Linked DNA regions of Homo sapiens: region 2 is linked to region 1. A link is a contact called in ENCODE Hi-C or POLR2A ChIA-PET data. All regions are on one chromosome and are shown on one strand. The core of a region is the stretch at or near the end of the contact, and the rest is flanking DNA. Distances in the headings are between cores, read along the strand shown.

Evidence for each region. Hi-C counts contacts between places; a loop is a spot of excess contacts on that map. ChIA-PET counts read pairs that join two places held with the same protein, here RNA polymerase II (POLR2A). Pooled maps may share reads with other maps.
Region 2: a loop to region 1 is called in a map with no recorded cell type, with 2.0 times the contacts of the local background. The contact joins the promoter of IZUMO1R here to the enhancer-like site in region 1. A Hi-C loop is called at or near these places in 1 of 168 maps with a recorded cell type or tissue (Caco-2), 1 of 37 single-sample maps with no recorded cell type and 2 of 50 pooled maps. POLR2A ChIA-PET finds 5 or more read pairs at or near these places in 2 of 52 experiments (HEK293 and naive thymus-derived CD4-positive, alpha-beta T cell).

The regions. Positions count from the first base shown.
Region 1 is chr11:94,181,686-94,186,832 of GRCh38, forward strand. It overlaps PANX1 (pannexin 1), which reads left to right. Exons shown (of 5, transcript NM_015368.4): 5 at 1-283. Among named protein-coding and RNA genes, the nearest start is that of PANX1, 55 kb to the left of the region's middle. Within about 2 kb of position 2,231, at least 6 of the 41 ENCODE cell types and tissues checked have a DNase peak (open chromatin) inside an H3K27ac peak, as active enhancers do.
Region 2 is chr11:94,300,734-94,305,837 of GRCh38, forward strand. It overlaps IZUMO1R (IZUMO1 receptor, JUNO), which reads left to right and starts at 3,847. Exons shown (of 5, transcript NM_001199206.4): 1 at 3,847-4,146; 2 at 4,898-5,041. The coding sequence starts at 4,904.

The sequences.
Region 1 (5,147 bases), core at 981-3,480:
GGCATTTGAAATAGGATTTTACTTAAACAATAATGGAACACAGGAGTATTTAAAGTGAAGAACACTTTGCCTGAATGTGATCAGGGCACATAAGTGACATTGGCATGCTTCATATGGCGTGCTTGGAGCCAGAAAAACTTAGCGGTTTATTTTGTTTATATTTAAGCACAGCTTTAAAAAATTCATTATCGTTTATTCAGTGTCCGAATTGAGGCCATTTGGGAAGAAAATTCTAGCACTGGTGGAGAATTATAGAATAAAGATTATAAATGGTTGGATAAGACAAATGTAAGCTTATTTCATAAACATTTAAAGCTGATTCAGAACATGTTAAAAACTGTTCCCAATTCCAACTATGTAAATAGATCCTATGTTCACATTTTACACACACACACAAAAATCTTTAACATCTGTGGAACTTCCCAGTTTTAGTCTTAGAAAGTTAGCATGTTGCATAAGTTCAGTAATCCTCAGGAACCTCCAAGTTTACTTTTAGCTCTTACGGACAGTTGTTTACATAATCTAATTACTGTTTTCTGAAGAACGGAAATTATATAAGCTGCTGTCTGCCTTTTGGAATATTCAGAAAAGCAGATTTTATTTGTACTTCTGTGATGTTTTCTGAAATGGAAAGCTGATGATAAATATCAAAGTAGCAATCAGTGCGTTAAATTATTCTGTTACATGATATTTATTACTGTTGAATTATTCTGTGACTTAGAAATGGCAGTAACCTAAATAATGGAATTTGCAAAATTATTATATTGCCGTATCTGAGATGTTCCATCACAAGTTTCTACACTGGTTTCTTTTGAAAATTTAAAAAGATTTACGAGATACATTTTCTAGGATATGATTTTTTTTTTACAAAAAGCTTCATCTTCTGTAGACTATCCTTAATTTCTATTTTGAAACGGTAAAAATTGATATTTTAGGACACCAGGAAGTCTCCAAGCCATTCCCACTCTCTGAACTCCAGTAGGGTCTGTGATGTCCCAGGCACCAGTACCAAGTTGGATGTGCAGATATGCATAGGCAGGTCCCATCCTTGAGGACTTCAGAGTCCAGTAAAAGGCAGCAGAAACATGGGCTGGTGCCTAAGAGGAGAAAGCGTAGCCACAGTAAAGGCTATGCCAGAAAACTCCTAGCAAATGCTCTGTGTTCTTGGGAGAGGGCACATTGTTTTTGTTTTCTCTCCTATAGTTCCTGTAACTGCTGGTTTTGAGAATATAGTAATCATTTTTCCCAGAGGCAGATGACCACCTTAAGGTTCTTTAGCTGCAAATCCTCTAGGTTGAAGTTTGTGTGAAATAGTCACAGTGATTTTGAATAGTAAGGAATCCAGTTGCCTTTTGAACCTTCCCTCACAGGGATGAGAGAACAAGCCTGTGGAGGTTGTGGAGCTACTGGTAAACAACTGTCAGGGCCCCAGAAGGCTGATGTGGAGGCCTGGGGATACATTTCATCTAATAAAAGTATTACTAGGTATCAGTATCAGTAATAAAAGTATTATAATAAAGTATCAGTAATAAAAGTATTATAATAAAAAGTATTATTAGGACAGGTAAACTCATCCATCTACTGTGAGCTGCTGGCTTGGAGAACGACTTTTGAGGAGCCAGTTTCCTGAGGAGAAATGCTTTTATAAAGCACTCATTGCTTTGTAAAAGGAGACAAAACTGATCCTAAATGACCACTCCAGGGTTGCTGATTTTGTTTCTGGCTCATGTCTGCCTAGTAAACCACCAGCAAGCTGCTGAACCAGGCTGGAAACAACATTGTTGCAACTGGGAGGGACATAGAGTACTGTGAAAGCAGCGTTCCAACACATCTTCACTTTTACAAAGGGATAGGCAGAGACTTCCAACATAGAGGTTCTTAAACTTCGAGGGGTTACAATCCCCTTGCAAATATTTTTATAGCTATGGACCCTCTCCTCAGATCTACAGCCAACATTTTCAGTGCACCTTAGGAGGTCATTTTAGTCCACGCCTCTGAAAAAGCTGCACTCCAACGGCTGAAGAGCAAGCCATACGGCCGAGAATGGGGCTCCCTTTGCCTTCATGAAAGCTACTTCCCCCAACACTAAGACTCAGCTGTACGTTTGCTTAGCTCAGTCACATTTACATTCTTCTGGGTGAACTGTACCTTTTGAGTACCTGCCTTCATTTTCTAGAATCAGACCTAACAAGGTCAGTAGAAGCCTGGGCAGCAGCAGGCCTGGAAAGACGAGGCAGCCAGCATGAACTGCTGTTCTCTCCCTGACCACAAGGCGTCGTCTTCCTCCAGGGTCAAGTAATTGTTCTTGTTCCGCCTCACAGGAATGTGGGGAGGAAGGACGTAACACTATAAAATGCTGCGTCCTACCTTAAACTTGTACTGTGAGAAAGCTGGAAACTTCCACCTGTACAGTGGGTCTGGTTTGCATGTTTAGTTTCATTTGTGGGAACTGCTTGTCCAAGAGTGAGCTCAGGTCAGGGCAGTTTGTGCCTATGAGAATTAGCTCAGCTATCAGGCAGGTTTTTAGACACCTTTTTAAAATGTGCTCGTGTTTGGTTTGTTTTGCTTACTGTCAGTCCTGGGTCAATCAAAGGTTTGTAAGGGTGAGAATTTTTATGCACTGCTATATCGCAAGTGCTTAAAACAGAGACTGGCCCAGATGAGGCATTCTTCAAATGTTTGTTGAAATGAATGGACAAACTCTTAGGATAAATCCTAATTTGTTGGCAACTGTTATTTGATTTTAGAAGGCAAACTGATTTTATTTTAGAGAGGGGAAGGGGAGGGGAGGCTCATTAGCCTCTTGGTAGAAAGAGGACTATTTCTGCAAATGAATAGGTTTCCACCTTAAGTAGTGACAGTCCTTAACTTCTTATTATGGAGTGAGTCTTGACCGCTTTCCAAGTTCAATAGAAGTTCAAGATTGCCTCTCAGTGATTAGGGAAATTGAAGCTTTTAAAGCTCCTGGTCTCAGTAATTCCTCAGAATAAACCTCTTTAAAAGGGATATTGATGGAAATGTACAATTACCAGTAATTGAGGTTTTATCTGAGGGGATGGAGATGATGAAATGGTTCCTTCTTGGAAGTTGTTGGCATTTTGGCTTTATTTTTCACAAATAAAGTGAAACCATTTAAAACGATTGACAACGATTATATAGTGCCATGTGGAATACAATAGATATTAATTTGTGGTTGGTTTTTCTGCCTGCTTTAAATGAAATGTATTATGTTTCTGGGTTCCTTTTTTAGCTGTAAAAATACTTCGTCACTAAAGCATGAAATTTAATCAGCAGTTGTTCTTCAAGTTCCTGAAAGCTATAAAAGTTTCTCATGACTTGAGTGGTTTTTTCCCTGCCCACCAGAGGAGAAAGCCCTTGTAGAATTCTGCAGTGTTACAAGTGTTCCCTACAAAAACTGAAACCATCAGCTCCTCTTTAACAAGTTGGCTTTTTAAAAGCACGTAATTACAATTTAATGGTATTCTGTAAAGTGGTGCTTTAGGCATAATTTAAATTCTTTTTAATGACTATATTTCTTCAAAACTTTGAAAGAAAAATGTGTTCTTTTTGCTGCATCCTTTGTAAGAAGACTGCCAACAGAGGAAAAAGGACTTTACAAATTAAGACCATCTTGGTTTCATTTCCACAAAGATGAGAACAAATCATGGTGTTAGGAAAGGATCCTTAGAAGAACACAAGAATTTGAAAGCCCTTGGTGGTTATCACTACTATATTTCATATTTCCACAGAAGTGACTTAGCCAAGCTCTGCATTTTGAGCCTGCTGACTTTCATTTAAAAGGAATGAAAGGCTGAAAATCCAGGCTGCTGTGTCTGTAGATAAAGGTCAAACCATGTTTGAGTTCTTCACTGTTGTGTCCACCTAAATAAAACTGAGTAAGTAATGAAAAATGTCTTAATATTTCTTGCCTTCCCTTTAGGGAGAGTCATTTCATGGAAGATGTAATGGGAGATGCATTCCAAAATGTCTTGAGGCTCATTGCTGTCTGCTGGAAACATAAAATTCCATAGGCTTCATGCTGCTTGCTAAAATCCAGCTGGCAGTGACTAAAGAAAGAGAGTCCTTGATTAAGGGCCCACAGATTCTGGAATTTCTAAAGCACAAATCACTTGCTTTCTGATTGAGGATTGTTTGCCTGGGCTTGGGAAAAAAAGATCAGCAACCATGTGCTACTAAACATGGGTTCTCCTGCTCACCTCTCTCAAGAGGAGGACTCCTTTGTACAATGGTTAGTACAGCTTACTATTGTGGGTAATCAGAGCCATGTGAAATTTTAGTGCCATTCCTGGCATATCACAAATATAGTAAATTCTCTCTAAGTGCTAGCTTTGACTATCTTGCTCACCAGCTATTCCCAGGGTGGCAACCCCAGGACCCTTGGATGTTGTATTAGTTTTCTATTGCTCCATAACAAATTAATGCAAACTTAGCAGCTTAAAGCAATACACATATATCATCTTGCAGTTTCCTGGGTCAGGAATCTGGACACAGCTCAGCTAGGTCCTGTGCTCAGGGATTCACAGTGCTACAGCCTAGTTGTGGAAGGTTGTATTCTCATCTGGAAGGTCAACTGGGGAAAGAGCTGCTTCAAAGCTGCCTCAGGTTGTTGGCAGAATTCATTTTGCCTAACTCAGAATCAACTGATTTGGGACCTTAATCACATCTGCTAAAACCCTCCACCTTTGCCATATTATCTTGGCTAGAATCAAGTCACAGGTCCTGCCCACACTCTTAAGTGGGAGTCATGGGGCTACACTACACTCTGTCAGCACAGATAACCTAAATCCTACCCAGTCTGTCTCAGAGACCTGTAGCTTTACCCCCTTAACAGTCTTCTGAGGCCGGCCTCTGTTCCCAGTGGTGTCATTCAGGCCCTTGTCTCTCCTGAATTCCTCTGATAGTCTTACTGTATCTAACCCAGCTAACACATTTTCTGTCTGTGGACTTTCTAGAATGCAGCAGTGATCATGCAAACTCTCCCTACCATTCCACCATCAGCACTTTTAAATCCCTTGGGACTCTTCGTGGCTTTCAGGACAAAGAACAACCTTGTTTCTTAGACCATACAAGGCCCCACCTCTTGAAGATCATCACATAGCCACTACTCTCCCTCTCATCTCTTACAC
Region 2 (5,104 bases), core at 2,597-5,096, 120 kb after region 1:
GTGGGAGAATCGCTGGAACCCGGGAGGCAGAGGTTGCAGTGAGCCGAGATTGTGTTACTGCATTCCAGCCTAGGCGACAGAGTGAGAGTCTGTCTCAAAAAAAAAAAAGAAAGAAAGAAAAGAAAAGAAATGCAGTTTTATTCTACTCGGGTATTTCTCCTCATTGCAGACAACAAATTGCAGAGTATGCACTCTGGGCCAGGGACTGTGTTTGACCCTGTGACTATTACTGTCTTTCTGGAGCTGCTTACAGAAGAGGCAATGTCGAGCCTGTCTGCAGGCATTCATTTCCAAGGGCAGGAGGTATGTGCAATGACTGCAGCAGCATAAGCTCCAAGAGACATCTCACCAGCCCATGACGGCCATACAAGCTTCCCTGACAGGAAGCCTTCAGTTCTGAGAGCTGAGGGGTATGTATCCCTAGACACAGAGGCTGGGCTATGACAGAACAGCCCTGGAAGTGGGGCCCCTGCAAGCGGCAGGACAATGACAGGCCGTCAGGCCTCAGGAGTGCCCAGAGCATCAATGAGAGCAAGTACAACAGATTAAGATCTAAAAGTAAATAAAAACCACATTTAAAAGGGCTGGTGTGCCATGTTAAGGACCTGGGACTTACCTTAAGGTCTAGAAAGGTTTTAAACATGGGAGCATCATAATTGTCTTTACATTTTTAAAAGATCATTCTGAAAAACAAAGACTGCAAACAAATGTTGAACCCTAGTTAATGATATGCATGTTTGAATTACTTAGGAAGACATCAGTTTACTGATATCTGCAATTTACTTTGAAATACATAAAAAATAATAAGACTGATACCTGAATAGAGAGAAGGATGGTTGGCTAAATATATAATAAAGAAAATATAATAAAATGGTAATGGTGAAATCTAAGTGGTGGGCATATGAGAGAGAGTTCACTATAAAATTATCTCAACTTTATGTTTGAAAACTTTCATAATTAAAATACTGATAAAAGAAACGAAATAATTATATGAAAAATATACCTGCATTCTTATGTTTATTACAGCACTATTCACAATAGTAAAGATTTGGAATCAACCTAAGTGTTCATTAACAGATGAATGGATAAAGTAAATGTGGTAAAATATATACAATGATACACTATTCATCCATATAAAAGAATGAAATCGTATCTTTTGCAGTAACATGGATGGAACTGAAGCCACTATCTTAAGTAAAACAACTCAAACAAAAAGTCAAATACTGCATTTTCTCACTTAAAAGTGGAAGCTAAATAATGTGTACACATGGACATAGAGCATGGAATAATAGATGTTGGAGACTCAGAAGGGCGGGAGGGGGTGAGGTATAAGAAATTACATAATGAGTACAATGTACAAAGCACAGACTTCACCACTGTGCAATATATCCATGTAACCAAACTGCACTTATACCCTTAAATTTATACAAATTTAAAAAAATTCTGAGAAATTAGATCATTATGGCTGCTACTTGATTAAAGCTCTGGAAAAGGGTGGGAGAGCTAGTTAGGAGGTTGTTGCAGTAACTGAGGCAAGAGCCGATCATGGTCCAGACAGTAAGTAAGGGATGTGAATTCAAGAGATATTTAGAAAGTTAAATCAACAGCTTCGGCGATTGGATAGACATAGAGTGAAGAATAAATTAATATCCCTATTTACCTCCCTAGACAGAAACCAATTAAGAGTTTACATGAGGATGGTCAATCAGGTTTGGGGTGAGAAGAATTCATGAGACCCAGTAAGAACTCTGAATCACTGAAGTCCCCTTCGGCTGGCCTCTGACATCAGATTCTCACCAGGAGACTCCTGGCTCTAGCTCTTCACTTTCGTAGTCTGTTCTCAAATTCAGTGGGGGAGTGACCTCAGGATGGGAGAGGGGAAGGAAGTCATCACTGCCCAGCATCTCCAGTGGCCCCAAACCAGAGCCAAGGCTGGGTTGCTTCACCTACTGCCCTGCCCTCCTTGTCCTCCCTCAGAGCCCGCTGAAGGCTGCTGTACCTCTTCTTTTGGAAACGCAAGTGTTGGTTTTGTTGTGTGTGTGTGTGTTTTAGAATAAAAATTGTCTTGAATCAGCCACTTCAAATTGCTTCATCTACAGTCAGCTTTGACTTATCTGCTTTCAGTCAGAAAACAGATTGCTATGGAAGGCTCAGTCACAATAAGGCAAAAATGAGCTTTGCTCAAGGGTCTCAAGCTGCATCTCCCGAGAGCAGATGCTGGCCGGCCTGATGGTTCTCTGAAAGGCAGCCTCACTCACTGGGTAATTCCTTCCTCCCTCCCTCCCTCCCTCCCTCCACCTGCATATGCGCTGGCTGCAATTTTAGCTCATTTCCTACAGCTTTGTCCTGGAGACTGTTATCAAGCAAGCCGCCCTTCGTCCTTCTTCACACCCTATGAAGGACAGTTGTCAGAGGACCTATTTCCATTTCAATAATTACTCTTGTGATTCATGTCTGGATTCTCGGCTCTGGCACCTCCACAGCCATTTTAAACTGAACCTTAAACCCCAAATCTCTTACCTTATCAATGCTTGGAGCTTCCTGAATATTCATGAGGAACTGAACAGAACATGACAGCCTGCTTCTCCCTCTGTCAGGCTATAGAGATGCTATTACCATTTGGTATCTGACCCTAAGGAGGAGACTCCAGGCTCTGCTTAACGTGGGGACATGGGAGACTGGGTTAATAACTGTCACTGTTCTAGAATAAAGCCAACACACGCCTCCCAATACATGCACAACCTCATTATGGCATTTAACGTTAAAAAAAAAAAAAAAGCAGACCTCACTTGAGACCCAGGCACCCAGGCAGTATCTACTCTTTTAGTCCCGGAGGTTTCTCCCTCACCTGGTCCTTAAGCATTAGATAGGGAGTCGAGAATACCTGAAATTATATCCCAGCTCTGCTACTCACCGCTGAGCCTCAGTTCCCCACAGCTAAAACAAGGAGGGTGTTCATATTGGAGGTCTTTTTGAGACCTCAGATCCTGTAGACAGTACCAGGCCAGTGCCTGGCTCCTTGTTTGTGCTCAGCATTCAGTGGCTGTGATTACCCAGGTGTGGAGAATGTCATTTTCCAACATTAGTATATGCTTTACACATCAGTTGTAGCTGAACACCACAGAATGTATTTTATTCCATTAAAAAAACGCTTTTAGTGTTTTGTTTTCATTTCCTTTGTATCAATAAAACTTCAGTGATTTCAGCTACTTCTCTTTCAGAGAGAGAAAGAGAGGACATATTATAAAAACAAAGAAATATGCTCCTTTTCCAGCATTTTTATCATCTTTGGGACTCTCCCAAGAATCCTATCCAAGTTTCCAATCTCTCCTTAGCTGAAAAGGATAGTCTTGCAAATATGATCACTGCTGAGAACACTTGTAGAATATTTCACAGGACAACGATTCCTGTATGCTAAGGGAGGCTGCTTGGCGGGTTATGGAGGGACTTTCTTTGTTTTGTTTGCTTTGGCTTTGTTTGTATGTTTAAATTCTTGGGTCCCCAAGGCCACACTTCATCTCTGCATCCTGTGTCCTCGGTCTGTGCTCCAGCAGGGACCATAGTTCCTGTGGGCTGTGCGAGGACACTGTCAGAAAAGCCACCAGGTGACTGAGCTGATGCTTGGCTAACAGTGAAGGGGCAGGTAGAGCTACGGAACAGAACATAGGAGGGGCGTGTGGAGAGAGGATAAAAGAATAAAATTTAAAACCATTAAGACTTCCTCTATCCCAGGCACAATGCCAAGGTTTTTGTTCATGAACTTTCTCTTTATTTTTCCAATCCCATAATAAAAACTTCCTTTACAGAGAGAGAAACTGACAGAGAATTTGAGTCATTTTCTCCAGGGCAGCCAGCTAGTAAGTAGCAGAGCTGACAGCCGAACCCGGTAACTTATTGTAGAGCCCCGGATCTTGCCTACGATGGGGTCTGTTTCTCTGAGGAAGCAAACTTCCTCGGAACCCACAGGCCTGCAGAGCTGGGTGAGACAGATGCTGTTTAATGAGAGCCACGTGGAGTTCTCCTCCTGCACCTGGACCTAGTAGAAATCAGACTGGGTAATAAATGGGCGGGACATGGAACTCCCCTCAGCCTCATAGTCTCAGGGGGAGGAGGGAGCAGGAGCACCTGAAGGCTCCTGCCTTGAAAGTGAGTATGAAGAGAGTGCTGGAAGGGGCAGCATCTTTCCTCCTTTTACCTAACAGATCTGATTCTTTAAAAATATTCAAGGCCATGGCTGAGCTTGAAACTGGTTGTCTGGAGAGAGAACAGCCTTAGATTTGGACTTGAGGTTGGGCTCTGAAGAGGGGGGCTGGGCTCTTCTTCCCCAGGATGTTTGAGGCTCTTAGACCAGGGTAGGCTAGAAGTTTCCAGTTTCACCATGATGGGTCCAGGTCAGGCTCCTGCCAGACTTGGGGGACTGGGGGAGCCATGGGCTCCTGGGCTATGAAGGTGAGGGGCCCTGTGTCCTAAGAGGTTGGGTGCTTGAGGCCTGGGGCCCCTCTGCCTTTTGCTTTGTTTTGTCTCTCTTTCCACTACCTCTCATTACCACTACTACCCAGAACAGAGTTGGAAATAGGAAGGGCCCTCCTCCTCATTCCTGTGATGGGGATCAGGCTTTGGATGTAGAAGGCTCCTCCTATCTGACTCATGCCTCGGCATGCCCCTGGCTCTGCAGGGCCAGCAAGGCCTCCAGCACTGTGTCAGGCCTCCAAGGATTATTCTACCTGCCCTGACATTCTGTGATGCTGCCTCCAAAAGAAGGTCCTAGGAGCAGCCAGAGTGTTGCAATTATTTGAGGGAGATTGAAGCCCATCCCCCTTTCCCAGTGCCTGCTATGATGAAGGGGGTGGAGTGGGGTGTCATTTCCATCAAGTGTGCAGCATGGGTCTCTCTGTAGCAGGCCATGGCATGCTGGTGGCCGCTCCTGCTAGAGCTGTGGACAGTCATGCCCACCTGGGCTGGGGACGAGCTGCTCAACATCTGCATGAATGCCAAACACCACAAGAGAGTGCCCAGCCCAGAAGACAAGCTCTATGAGGAGGTACAGAGGCCAGACCTGGGTATGGGATGGGGAAGATCAGGGAAGGGACACAAATGCCAAGAT